Regions from separate parts of the Homo sapiens genome. Here regions 2, 3 and 4 are each linked to region 1. Evidence: chromatin contacts called from ENCODE Hi-C or POLR2A ChIA-PET data. All regions are on one chromosome and are shown on one strand. The core of a region is the stretch at or near the end of the contact, and the rest is flanking DNA. Distances in the headings are between cores, read along the strand shown. Region 1 holds the start of YIPF5 (Yip1 domain family member 5). Region 2 holds the start of SPRY4-AS1 (SPRY4 antisense RNA 1). Region 3 overlaps SPRY4-AS1 (SPRY4 antisense RNA 1). Region 4 overlaps ARHGAP26 (Rho GTPase activating protein 26).

Region 1 (2,882 bases), core at 124-2,623:
TCCTCAGTATGCAACTTATAACACGTGTGGCACTGACCATAAGGGTTTGAGAAGGAGGAGTAATAAAAATGATTATCAACTGCTGTATGAAAATCGCCTGATGATTCGTAATAAGGAGCTTACATCATTAAATAATGTCACTAAGCACTTTCAATTAGCACTGATAAAAGTCTCAGAGTTGGACTGATTTAACTACTAACAAAATACTTTAATTTTTCACTGGTCCTATGAACTAACAGCCTATCTCCTAGGTACCTGAAGCTCCCATCATCTTCTAAATACAGAAATACTGTTACTAGAAAACAGTTCTTCAAACAAGCTACTTTTCCATTCATGGTACACCTGAAGAGTTTGCAGAAGACACTCAACTCTTAAATAGAACAATACCTTCGAAGCCAAGCCAGTGTCACATATCTCTCTAGAGGAAGAAGATTATGCATGAAAGATCATACTCCTGATAAAGGACATGTTCACATATTGTTTTAGGCAGAACCAAATATTCTAAATATGTGTTTTCACTGCAATGTAGACTAAATTAATTGCCAAAGATGAAAAGTTACTTGCTATAGGGTCCTCCACTTCCTCCATAATCATAGGACTGCTGTGACTGATCATCGATGCTGTAACTTGTCTGGTAGAAATCCGTGTTTAAGTTTTCAAAGCCTGACATTGCAAATAATCTGTAATAAAAGAGAAATGGCAAATATTCCTTATGCCCAAGGTTCTACTGAATTCGTTCCTGGCAGTCTGCTTAAGCAAATAGAAACACAACAAATATTTTTTCAGTAATTCGGAGAGGGGATGGGGGCGGAAAGTACGCAGCATTTGAACGACGGTAGCGGAGAGAGAGTAAGAAAATGTATATTCTTTTAAGTTGCGGCCCAGTAAGACAACTCCACCTTAAAGAGCTGATATGCCTTCCATTAGGGGCGAGGTCGTGGGAGTTGTGGTTCCATAAGCGGTCTAAAATATCAATAACAACAAAGATGATTTTTCACCTTAGGACTGGGCTTTACAGCTGACAAGGCGACTGCTTCCTTGCAAAATAAGGCCTGCGGCCTGCCAGGAAAAAGTGCAGAATCTGGAAGGTCGCGCCTGAGGTGCAGGGGACCGCGTCAGGGCAAGGGCTTGAATGAGAGCGAGGGTCTGAGCGAAAGGACCAGGGCGCGGCGCCGAAAGACGGCAACAAGCCCATTTGCACGGGTGTGGAGAGAAGCTGAACACTGTGCCACGGGCCTGGGTCACTCACCAAACTCTGAGGCTGCGCTGGCGGCAAAGGCAGTAGCTTCACTAATCCCAAACAACCCCCAAACTCTGTTTCAGACCCTGAACCAGCCCCGTTGCTACGTGTCACAGGGCCAAAGAACGGCTTCCGGGGCACGCCCGCTCGCGCAGGCGTGTTAGCAGGTTGGGCACCGGTGGGCGGGAGGAGGAGACACGAGTATGGAGCTTGCGCAGTATCTACCCAACCTGCGGCTGGCCCGTGCCAAAGAGGAAAGTGCTTCCGGCAGCCTGGTTAGGGGTGGAACCAGGAAAGCGCAGGCGTAGCAATTGCTGCTTACTCGTAGGTAGGAGGAGGAGTTTCTCAGACCTAGGTGATGGAGGAAGACTGGGAGGCGCTAAAATGAGACAGACGGAGTCCCCTCTCCTGTCCACAAACTACAATGCCTACAATGCCTCGGTGTCAGCATTTACTGTGATTCAAGCACTGTGCTAAAGTGTTTGTATGTATTATTTAATCTTTACAACCTAATGAGATGGTTACCCTATTTCCCTTTTGTAAGTGAAGCTATTAAGTATTCATTCATTCTGTGCTAGCTGCTGGGGATACTGTGGTAAATATAAGCTAGGTGACATCTACCCACCTGGAGTTGGTGGTGGAGAGGGGTAATCGAACACATACAAATGCATGTGAAATTGCTACTAATATTCTTTAGTGTTCCATAATTCTTTGAAAGAGTAACATTCATCTGGGAAGAAGAGTCTGTAAAGCCACTATAAGAGGGTTATCAAAGGGTGAGTGGGAGTTAGAGAAGACCAGAAAAGAGAAGAAAGGGCAACGGGAAAGGAGGATAAGGGAAAATAGCCTGAATATTTTAGGCAAAGAGAACAATGTGTGCAAGATCTGGGAAGCATGGTCTGAGGAAAGATGAAAATCGAGCTCTGAACTTCAGCATTATTAACATTTTGAGTCAGGATGTTTCTTTATTGGGGGCTGCCCTGTGCATGATGCTTAGCAGTAGCATCCCTAATCTCTAGCCATTAGATGCCAGTACTCCCCCCAACCAACCACCACCACCATCACCACCAAGTTGTGACAGCTAAAAATCTCTCCAGACATTGCCAAATCCAAATGTCCTTGGGGGCGGTGGGGGCAACATTAGCTGAATTTGTCAACCACTCTTCTAAGTGGAACCTGAGTGACTGGAACAGCAAGTGAGGGGAGCCACATAGGAGTTGAGGCTGGAATAACAGGAAGGGGCCAGGAAATATCCTGTGGGATTTGTGTGTTGGTTCTAAAAGAAGTGAAGATTGTGAACTGATGAGTGATGTTTAAATTGTTTTCTTTTGAAAATGATTGCTTTGGCTCCTGTGTTAAATCACTTTCCCAAGATGGTGGAATCCCGAATATTGTGACTCGAAATAAGATGCTATTAACTAATGAGCAGAACTTTCTTCAGGGTTTATAGCAATAAAATTTATCATGAGCCACTGCATTATATTCTGGGATCAAAATCCTGAGGCCCTCACAAAAGAAGCCAGACCATTGTTGGGGACTAGTTTCCAAAGGAACAATAAAATTTCACTTAAAACTTTTCTCTCAACACCCCCCACCCCAATAAAACAAACAGAAAACGCACTCCCCTCCAAACAAAAATAGC
Region 2 (2,882 bases), core at 143-2,642, 1.8 Mb before region 1:
TCTTCTCTGTGATGTCAAGCCTGGTACCACCAAGAAGGAAGGAGGGAAAGCAGGAGCCTTATCTCTCCTACATTCGCAACCTCTTCCTCCAGCTCCCACACGCCTGGTGTTATGTAAACGCACCTTCAACCCCCACCGCAGCCCTAGCGCGGCCTGGGGGCTCCGGGGCCTGGCACAGCTCGGTGCCCGAGGATAGGGAGGTACAGGGTGGCCGAGGAGCCTCAGGCCTTACAGAGGCCAGGCAAGAAAAAGTCAACTGCAAGGCAGTTGCATAGCATAAAATGCGGCAGCGGAGCAAAGGTCAGACGGCGAGGAACCGCCTCGCCAAGGAGAGGGAGTAGGAATGCCCAGTCCTGAGCCAGCCCCTCGCTGACCATCGAGGGAGAGGCAGAAGGGGAGGGAATTCAGTCCGTCACGGCTCCGAAGAGAAAGAAAAAATCTACGTCGAGCATAGGCCGCTACGGCGGGCTGGGAGATACACGGCAAAGCTGGCACCGTGGGCACCGAGCTGGGAGGTGGGCGAGCCGCCCAGAGCGAGGGCGCCCCCCGACCCAAACGGTGGCTCCTGACCAAGCCCAGAGACGCCCGTTCCAGCGTTCGAGGCGGATGGTGGCAGGAGAAGGAAAGAGGCCAGGCCAGAGGCAAACTCCCGGGACACGCACGGGGCTTCCCGAGTCTCAGAGGGCGGGGAAGCCGGGCTTGGCAATGCCCAGGGGTCGGAAACGGCGGTGCCAGGCTGTGAACACCCCCGGCGCCGTGCCGGCCGGGCCGAGGGCGTCAGGGAGCTGCGGCGCACCGCAGCGACTCAAGGAGGCGCAGGCTGAGGGAAGGAACACTGAGGCGCGCCTAGAAATAGCGCACCATTTGCCCCAGCCCAAGGGGGGAGTCGCGTCGCGGCTCAGAGAGGGGCAGTTTCAGATCTCCAAACCAGCCATGGACTTACTTTGAGGAGCTGCAGGGTCACAAGCATCGCCCCACGTCTGTGTAAATCCTGAAGCCGGGGCAGGTTAGCCGCCGCTGTACTCGCAGACGCCGGTCGGAGGAACCGGCAAGGCTCCCTGCGCTCCACAGCGCCAGCTCCGCGCTGTCAGCTCAGCTCGCTACCTCCGCGGCGATGTTGCAACCACTGCCTGGGAAAATGGCTTTTTTATGAATGGGAGGGAAGGGAGCGCCAGTGCGCACGCGTGCCGTTCGCGATTCTATGAATGGGTGGGCACAACAGACCCTGAGCGCGCATGCGCTCCGCTCCTTTTTTTATGAATGGGGGGCGGGAAAAGATCTTAACCCGTGATTGCTGGGACTGGCTCAAGCTCCACCAGGAGCCGTCGTTCTTTTACAAAGAGGGGTGGAGGTTCCAGTGGAGGCTGTTGTTGCCTTTTTTTTTTTTTTTTTAATGAATGGAGGGCGGCGGCGACTGCTGCAGCTGGGCCAGCTGCGCGGGCTGCACCCCCTCCCAGCCTGCGAGAGGAGGTAAAGGCCACCTTCACGCCACTGCGGGCCTGGGCAGGAACCGTCAGTGTCGCTGGGGGGTGGGGGACGCTGCGGCCTCCGGATCCCGGGTTGAGAGCAGGGTGGTGGAGGGCACACCTAGATCTGGGGATCTCTGCCCCCCGCAGGCAGTCAAAAGGGGGGGCGGGAGGACCCCTACTGGGGGCCTTCTCTTGCTCTAGACCAGAGACGCCAGGCGGGAGGGGTCTTGAAGCTGCGTTTACCAAAAATTAGGAAAATGTCCATCATTCATATCAAAGGGTGGGGTGAGGATTGGTGAGTGAATCTGGTTCTTTTTCCTGAGGCTGAATCTCTCGTGAGTGCTGGCCGCCCCTCCCCCCATTTCTTGGGTGTAGACAGTGACTGGGCCCAGGCCTCTTCCGGCTCCAGTACCCCCCGGGGCGATTCTGGCAACTCAGCCAGAGGAAGCCTGGCCCTCGCCTCCCAGCGTTCCCCCCGCCCCCCGCCCCAGTGCAATGTCCGCAGTGCCCGGGCGTCTGCCCGCTCTCTGTCGCCCTAGCTAGGTGTCCTTTCTCTGTCCCAGTCGGTTTCCCAGCCCTCACAGGACGCTGGCCTGAGGAGCCTCGGTCCACCGAAGGCCCACGGCCCTTCGCTGTTGTAGGCGCCTTTCCCCAATATCCCCCACCTCTCACCGGCCTCCCCTCCGGGGAAGTGGGAGCGGCCGAGAACTGGCCAGGTGGATGGGTGGAGCCGGCTGCGCCGAGGATGCTGCCGGGGTGGCCTCAGGATTAAATAACAACGGGGCTCTTGAGCCGCAGAGGAAATGGAAATGGCTGGGGATCCTTTCTTCGCTGTTAATGATGGTGGCGTTGGGGGGCGGGGGTGAGGATCAGCTCAAGCCGGTGAAAAGAAAAGCCCCCGCCATTAGGCCTGACTCCAGGAAGGCGGGGAGCCCTCGCAGCAGGCCCTGCTCCTCCCTGGAACGGAGGAGCCTGTAGCCTCCGGGAAGTCCGGGGCGGGGGGTGGCTTTGATGCGTGGATAAGAGCAGAGTCTGGGCCAGGGCTTGGCCCTGAGTCCCTTGTAAGGTCTGTCTTGCCGCTGTTCTGGCCGCACGGGGAGATTGTGTGGCAGTCTTTTTCTTCCTACGCCACTATAGGATTGTGCTTGGCTGTTGTCAGAGGAACCAATGAAAGGCTCCCAGCCCAGGGCTGAGGTCTGGCCTAGGGCTGGGGCTGGGACTCTAGAGGCAGGCAGCCCAAGGTCACCGAGTCCTAGCCTAAAATGCCTTCTCACCATTCGGCTCACCCCTCCGTGTACTTACCCAGCTCCTGAGGGCAGAGCAGACTCTCCCCTAGGGAACCTCAGCCTTCCTTTCAGGGGCGAGACCTTTCTCTAAGACCAAGAGAACTCTTCGCCAGAAAAATGGGTACAG
Region 3 (2,882 bases), core at 243-2,742, 1.8 Mb before region 1:
AACCTCCACCTGCCGGGTTCAAGTGATTCTCCAGCCTCAGCCTCCTGAGCAGCTGGGATTACAGGTGCACGCCACCACGCCCGGCTAATTTTGTATTTTTAGTAGAGACGGGGTTTCTCCATGTTGGTCAGGCTGGTCTCAAACTCCTGACCTCAACTGATCCGCCCGCCTCGGCCTCCCAAAGTGCTGGGATTACAGGCGTGAGCCACCGCGCCCGGCCCTAAGTCAGTGGCTCTTAACCCTGGTTGTACACTAAACTCACTTTTGAAGTCTTACAGAAATGCCAGTGCCTAGGCCCCATTACCAAAGATCCTCATTCCCTTTGTCTGAGGTGGGGTCAGGGGTGTCAGTGTTTTTGAAAGCCTCCCTGGGAATTCTCATTTGCACCTAGGTTGAGAAGTACTGTATCTAGTTCAGTGTCTCATTTTCCTTATAGGAAGCTGTGAGGCCGAGAGATGAAAGGAAAGGCTCAGGCGATATAGCAAGAGCAGAAGGACCCAAGCCCCTTATCAAGGCTTGTATTCAAGGGGAAAATGCAGCCCTGGGGCTGCCCTTCACTCGGTCTTTGGGATGAGACTTCTGAGCTCTTTCCTGATAATAATGTTTGGACCTTTCCAACCCAGTTCTTCCTAGCACCCTTGCCTTTTCATCCTTGGATGCCTCAGGTCAGACCCCTCAGAGAGGTGTCCCTACAGAAAGCCGCTGTTCTAGAATGTGACCCATTAAAAAACTCATAGCACTTGTAGATGTGAAATAATCCTGTTCATTCATTTTTGAGAATCTAAGCCCCCTGTGGGCAGGAACCGTATCTGTGTTGTTCCTGCGGTGCGGGGGCTTAGAGTAGTGACCAGCACTTAGTAAAACATACTCATTAAATGACTGAATGAACGAAATCCCAGGAGGCCAGTTGAGTAGTTTTTTTTTTTTTTTTTTTTTTTCCTGGTCCCGACCATCTGATTCTCATTACTTCTACAGCTCGGGAAGTCTCTGCTTTGGCATTTTATAAACCTCCTGTGCGTACGTCGACATTTTAACCATAAATCCAGAGTTTTGGGACTGCAAAACTCGAGGCCAGGGGATTGGGGGAGGGGGATAACTACCCGGAGGTCCGAAGCCCGGCGGAGCTGCCCTGGGGTTGGGGGGAGGGACGGGAACCCTCGGGAGGACGCCCCTCCGCCCCCTGCCCACCCCCTCGGCGGGACATGGCCCCGGGCCGGGACGTCCTTCAGATTGGTGCGCCGCCGCCGCGGCCGTCTCCTCCCGTCGGGCGGGGTGGGGGGTGGTGAGGGACGCGATCCAGGTCGTGGCCTGGCGGCGGCTCCGGCCACAGCCCCCGCATTCCGGCCGCGCGCCCCCGGAGGTGACGCCTTGAGGAAGCTGTATTTTTTTGGGGGGGAGCCGCAGGGAACCGTTGGGAGAGGGGCCCTGTGTGTGTCCCTTTAAGAGCCGGAGCGCTGCCTCCGCCTCGCAGGCGCCCGGAGCCTCACAAAAGAACAGGATGTTGTTGATTTGTCACCAAACCACAGAGAGGAAATGATTGTAAATTTCCTTTAAACATCCCCACCGCGCTCCGGCCGCCCCCGCTTCCGCCTCCTCCGCCCCCGCCCGGTTCGGCACAGCGGGGCCTCAGCGCTCCCGCGGGGCGCCTGCTCCCCGGCCGGGCCACGGGCCGAGCGGCTCCTGGGCGCCTGCGGGAGGAGCCCCCGGCCCGGCCGCTGCCCCAGCTCGCGTTCCAGTTGCTTTTTCTACAGTTGCAGCGGAGGAAGGTCCTGGGCTTTTGTGTGAGCCCGCGCGCCGCCCTTCTCTCCGGGAGCGAATGGGAACCGCGCGCGGGGAGCTCCGTGCTGTGTCTAGGGAGCGCCTTAGCGCGCCATCCCCGTTTAGCCTCGCAGCTTCCCTGTAGAGGCAACAACCGTTATCTCCTTCGTTAGGGTCTGGAGGGAAACTGAGGCCCAGGTTAGTTACGTGAGCCGAAAGTCACCAGCTCTTGGAACGCTTTGGGGGCTCTTGGAACACACCATGCAGGTTTAGGTCACCCCAGACCTTATATTTGTGAATCAGTGAGCGACCGGAACATTCTAGAATCCCCAAGTCATCAAAAGTGGCAATTTACATTGCGAAGTCCAAAGCAATGATTGCCAAGTCCAAGTTTTTTCGTGGGGGAACGTCCCTCACCACTTCCAGCCGGGCATCCACTTTTCAGAAGCTGTTTGGGTCTCAGTTTCTACTTTCACTCCATTTGCTTGTAAGATTTCAGGAAGCCTCTGGTGGAGTAAGTGTTTGCTCCCAACCTGTGGCCCATGTTGGAGTGGTGTGGTCTGTGGTCTAGGAAAGGGCTGCCTTTGCTGTACAGAGTGTTCTTTTGGAGCAAGTAATGCTTATTCCGGCATAGGCTGCACTGGGCTTCTTGAACTAAAAGCAGCAGCTAATGTCCTAGACACCGCTGAACAGAATTCTCTCATTTCATCCTTTGACCAGCCCCAGGAGGTAGAGGTTGCTTTTCTCTTTAAACAGTTGAGGAAGCAGGTTCAGAGAGGCTGAGGAACCGGACCAGCTTGCACATTGTAAGTGGAAGACAAAAGACTCATTTAGTTACCACATTCTGATTACTGGTGATGTCTCTCTTTAATACTTTGTCTTATTACTCGCTTGCGGAGACAGGTGGTGAAGAGAATACAGGATATTTTTGTTGGGTCTTGTTACCTCAACTTCCAGGGAGCTCTGGGCCGGACTCCACTTTCTGGGAATAGAGTTAGGTGGCCAGTGCTCTCAGACTGGAATCTTCCCTTTGCCAGCCTTATGAGAGGTCCTGAGTGGCTTGGGGACTGAGGTGGAGTTCTTTTCACTCTACTTGAATAGGAAAATGGGCTCCTTTAAACGAT
Region 4 (2,882 bases), core at 218-2,717, 1.0 Mb before region 1:
CAATCTGAGAAGACTACAGTATGATATGATACCAACTATATGGCTTTCTGGAACATGCAAAATTATGGAATCAATAAGAAGATCAGTGATTGCCAGGGATTCTGGGGAGAGGAAGAGGGATGAATATTTGGAGCACAGGGTATTTTTTTCGCGGTGAGACTATTCTGTATGATGCTGGAATGGGATATACACAAGACATTATGCATTTGTCAAAACCCATAGAACACAAAGACTGAATGCTAATGTAAACTATGACCTTTAATAATAATGAACCAATATAAATATTGGTTCATGAGTTGTAACCAGTGTATCGCGTTAATGCAAGATGTTAATAATTAAGGAAACTCAGAATGTAGAAATAGAGAGGGTATGTGTAAAACTTTCATGCAATTTTTCTGTAAACCCAAAACTGCTCTAAAAAATAGAGTCTATTAACACATCTTTTTAAATCCAGATTTCCAGCTTCTTTTGAAGTGTCAGAAGAGTTGGTTACACTAAACCTATGTGAAACTTGGGAGCAGATGATACTCTCTGGTCTCTATAATCTCACAGCTGGCCTGCTTCACTTTTATACCTAATGCCTGTAGGCCCATAGTAGATTAAAAATGGCCATAGAATCTTTGCAACCCCTCCCATTAAGAGCTGGAGCCCTTGAATCTAGGCTGACCTTTACCCTTTGACTTATTTTGGCCAATAGAATGTGGAGGAAGTGACATCATGTGCCTTCCCAGGCCCAGGCCACAATGCCTCACAGCTTTCTCTCTCATTCTCTTGGAACCCAGTCACCATGTAAAGAAGCCTGTTGTAGCCTCCTTAAAGATGACGGATTACTGGAGAGAGAAGCCCAGCTATCTCTCTCAGCGCAGCTCAGCATTGGGACCACCAGTCAGTTGAATGCAGCCACCTGGGTTAGTCAGGCAAGACCAGCCAAAGCTTCCCAGACAACCTATAGATTCATGATAAATATCACATTGTGATTATTGGAACCCAGTGAGTTTAGGGTGGTTTAATATGCAGTGATAGTAAACTGACACAAGTCCTGTGAGTTTGTGACCGCGGAGTCATGGGCAGCTGTCTTGGGATGGGGCTGAGCTGTCTGCATGAATAGAAAGGTATGGAAGAGTCTCACTATAGTATAGTGCAGCATGGAGACTAGCCTCTCGGTTTTCAGAATCTTCTTGGAAAGAAAACAACTTGTAACTGAGATTCTAAGAAATTTGGGAAACAAAATTTATGGCTAATGGCTGAGGCAAACAAGAAAGGTGGCTCAAATATTGGAATGGAAAGCAGGAAACCCTAGGTTTTAGTTCTGGCATCGACATTGCCTGGCTGATGATACTGGTCTCTGGACCTGAGCATGCCCACTACCACCATCTTCCACTGTCTCTGGTGGAAGAAATGGGGCTGATCCACCTCCAAGGATGAGGGTCGTTCAATGGGTGCTTACTGAGGGCTGCAGAAATAAATCATTCTCTCCTTCCACAGTGACCAGTGGGGCATCATGCCAACTCCTTTCTGGGAGAGAGTGATTTTAAAGGAGGAAGTAAACAAATGCTGAGAAAGAAGTCAGGGAATGCCCCACCAGGGACATAACATGCTGCAGTAATTTCCCCAAATTAGAAACTACTAGGTAAATGCCTTCTTTAGACCACAAAGATTGAAAGATTGAAAGAAAGCTAGGAGGGCTGGGATGATTACTGCAATGATGGAACCCAACCTTGGAGTTCTCTCTGCCTAAGTGGTCCCCACCCCTAAAAAATAACTAACTGCTCAGTAGCCTCATAAATAAAACTAATTTTTCTCGTCCTTCTGTCTTAACACACACGCTCATGCATTTCCAAGTTATTTCTGGTGACCTAAAAGACGCACGCATGCCAAACGCCTGCAGATTCTGCCAGAGTCAACCTTCTTCTCCTGTCTTAGTGGCCAGAGAACAGTCCCTGGAATTCAAAGGATAAACAAGGCCTGCGTCCAGACAGAGTTGTTTCTCTGAAACATTGCTGGCTTCTTCTGAGTTTGATTCAGCTGTTCTCTGATGAAATTCAGGGAAAACTTGCCTTCAGAGATATCTCTCAAATTTTACTAATCTTCCACTTTAGTTGGTCAACATTCATTCCACAAATGTCAATTGAACTCCTACTGTGGGCCTGGTGGTGGTCTGAGTGCTGAAGATACAGTGATTTAAAAATATTAAAAAAAAAAAAAGAGTTTCTGCTTTCATGGATTTTATATTCTAGTGGAGACAGGAGATAAATCAGTGTTTAACACAGTATGTCACACAGTATATTGAGAAGTCCCAGGGAGAAAACTAATGGAGAACCAAGGAGATAGGGATTTGGAGGAGAAGGAGGCAAGTGACTTTAGCTCTCTGTACCTCAGTTTTCTCATCTGTAAAATAGTGTGATCATAACCTCCTCAAATAGGTGGCATGAAAATTAAGATCATCTTTTACTTACGTATTTTAGTACTGTGTATGGCAATTAATAGTATTATTTTGGAGGGCTCCCCCCACAAACTGTCCTTACTTTTTCTCCAGTCCCTCAGCCATGGTATGTATTTTTCCTGTGCAGAGAAATGTCCCAGGCTGTCCCACTCACCTTCCCCCACCAGCCTCCTACCTTGAATCTGAGACTGGAGCTATAACTCAGTCCAGGCTTTAAGTGATCAGTGAAGAGGAGGAAGGAACTTCTGCTGTAGAGGCAGGTGCTACCCCTCCTTAAAGCAAGACCAGCTAGGGTAGACACGCCACACCCTGTTCCTGAAAGATTTGGAAACCTCTGAATCCCACAGGGTACCTGATAATTGTGTGCATAGCTGTTATTTATTGAGACCAAATGAATGGCAAAATGAATAATATGCATTAGACAAGTGATAATTCATAG

What was found. Hi-C counts contacts between places; a loop is a spot of excess contacts on that map. ChIA-PET counts read pairs that join two places held with the same protein, here RNA polymerase II (POLR2A). Pooled maps may share reads with other maps.
Region 2: a map with no recorded cell type shows a loop between it and region 1 (5-fold over the local background). The contact joins the promoter of SPRY4-AS1 here to the promoter of YIPF5 in region 1. A Hi-C loop is called at or near these places in 2 of 37 single-sample maps with no recorded cell type and 1 of 50 pooled maps.
Region 3: a loop to region 1 is called in a map of naive thymus-derived CD4-positive, alpha-beta T cell, with 14 times the contacts of the local background. The contact joins the enhancer-like site here to the promoter of YIPF5 in region 1. A Hi-C loop is called at or near these places in 4 of 168 maps with a recorded cell type or tissue (CD4-positive, alpha-beta T cell, CD8-positive, alpha-beta T cell and naive thymus-derived CD4-positive, alpha-beta T cell) and 10 of 50 pooled maps. POLR2A ChIA-PET finds 5 or more read pairs at or near these places in 1 of 52 experiments (BJ).
Region 4: a loop to region 1 is called in a map of IMR-90, with 4 times the contacts of the local background. The contact joins the enhancer-like site here to the promoter of YIPF5 in region 1. A Hi-C loop is called at or near these places in 1 of 168 maps with a recorded cell type or tissue (IMR-90). POLR2A ChIA-PET finds 5 or more read pairs at or near these places in 1 of 52 experiments (AG04449).

Annotation. Positions count from the first base shown.
Region 1 is chr5:144,169,286-144,172,167 of GRCh38, forward strand. It overlaps YIPF5 (Yip1 domain family member 5), which reads right to left and starts at 1,374. Exons shown (of 6, transcript NM_030799.9): 1 at 1,250-1,374; 2 at 561-680. The coding sequence starts at 670. It overlaps KCTD16 (potassium channel tetramerization domain containing 16), which reads left to right and starts at 1,588. Exons shown (of 4, transcript NM_020768.4): 1 at 1,588-1,724. RefSeq lists an enhancer at 1,236-1,515.
Region 2 is chr5:142,323,901-142,326,782 of GRCh38, forward strand. SPRY4-AS1 (SPRY4 antisense RNA 1) reads left to right here and starts at 1,393. Exons shown (of 4, transcript NR_120664.1): 1 at 1,393-1,470. SPRY4 (sprouty RTK signaling antagonist 4) reads right to left here and starts at 1,121. Exons shown (of 2, transcript NM_001127496.3): 1 at 944-1,121. RefSeq lists enhancers at 1-83, 84-1,046, 528-587.
Region 3 is chr5:142,355,584-142,358,465 of GRCh38, forward strand. The region is part of intron 3 of SPRY4-AS1 (SPRY4 antisense RNA 1); the gene reads left to right. Among named protein-coding and RNA genes, the nearest start is that of SPRY4-AS1, 32 kb to the left of the region's middle. RefSeq lists enhancers at 1-278, 279-1,080 and a silencer at 1,118-1,767. Within about 2 kb of position 1,493, at least 34 of the 41 ENCODE cell types and tissues checked have a DNase peak (open chromatin) inside an H3K27ac peak, as active enhancers do.
Region 4 is chr5:143,151,969-143,154,850 of GRCh38, forward strand. The region is part of intron 20 of ARHGAP26 (Rho GTPase activating protein 26); the gene reads left to right. Among named protein-coding and RNA genes, the nearest start is that of ARHGAP26-IT1, 39 kb to the right of the region's middle. Within about 2 kb of position 1,468, at least 15 of the 41 ENCODE cell types and tissues checked have a DNase peak (open chromatin) inside an H3K27ac peak, as active enhancers do.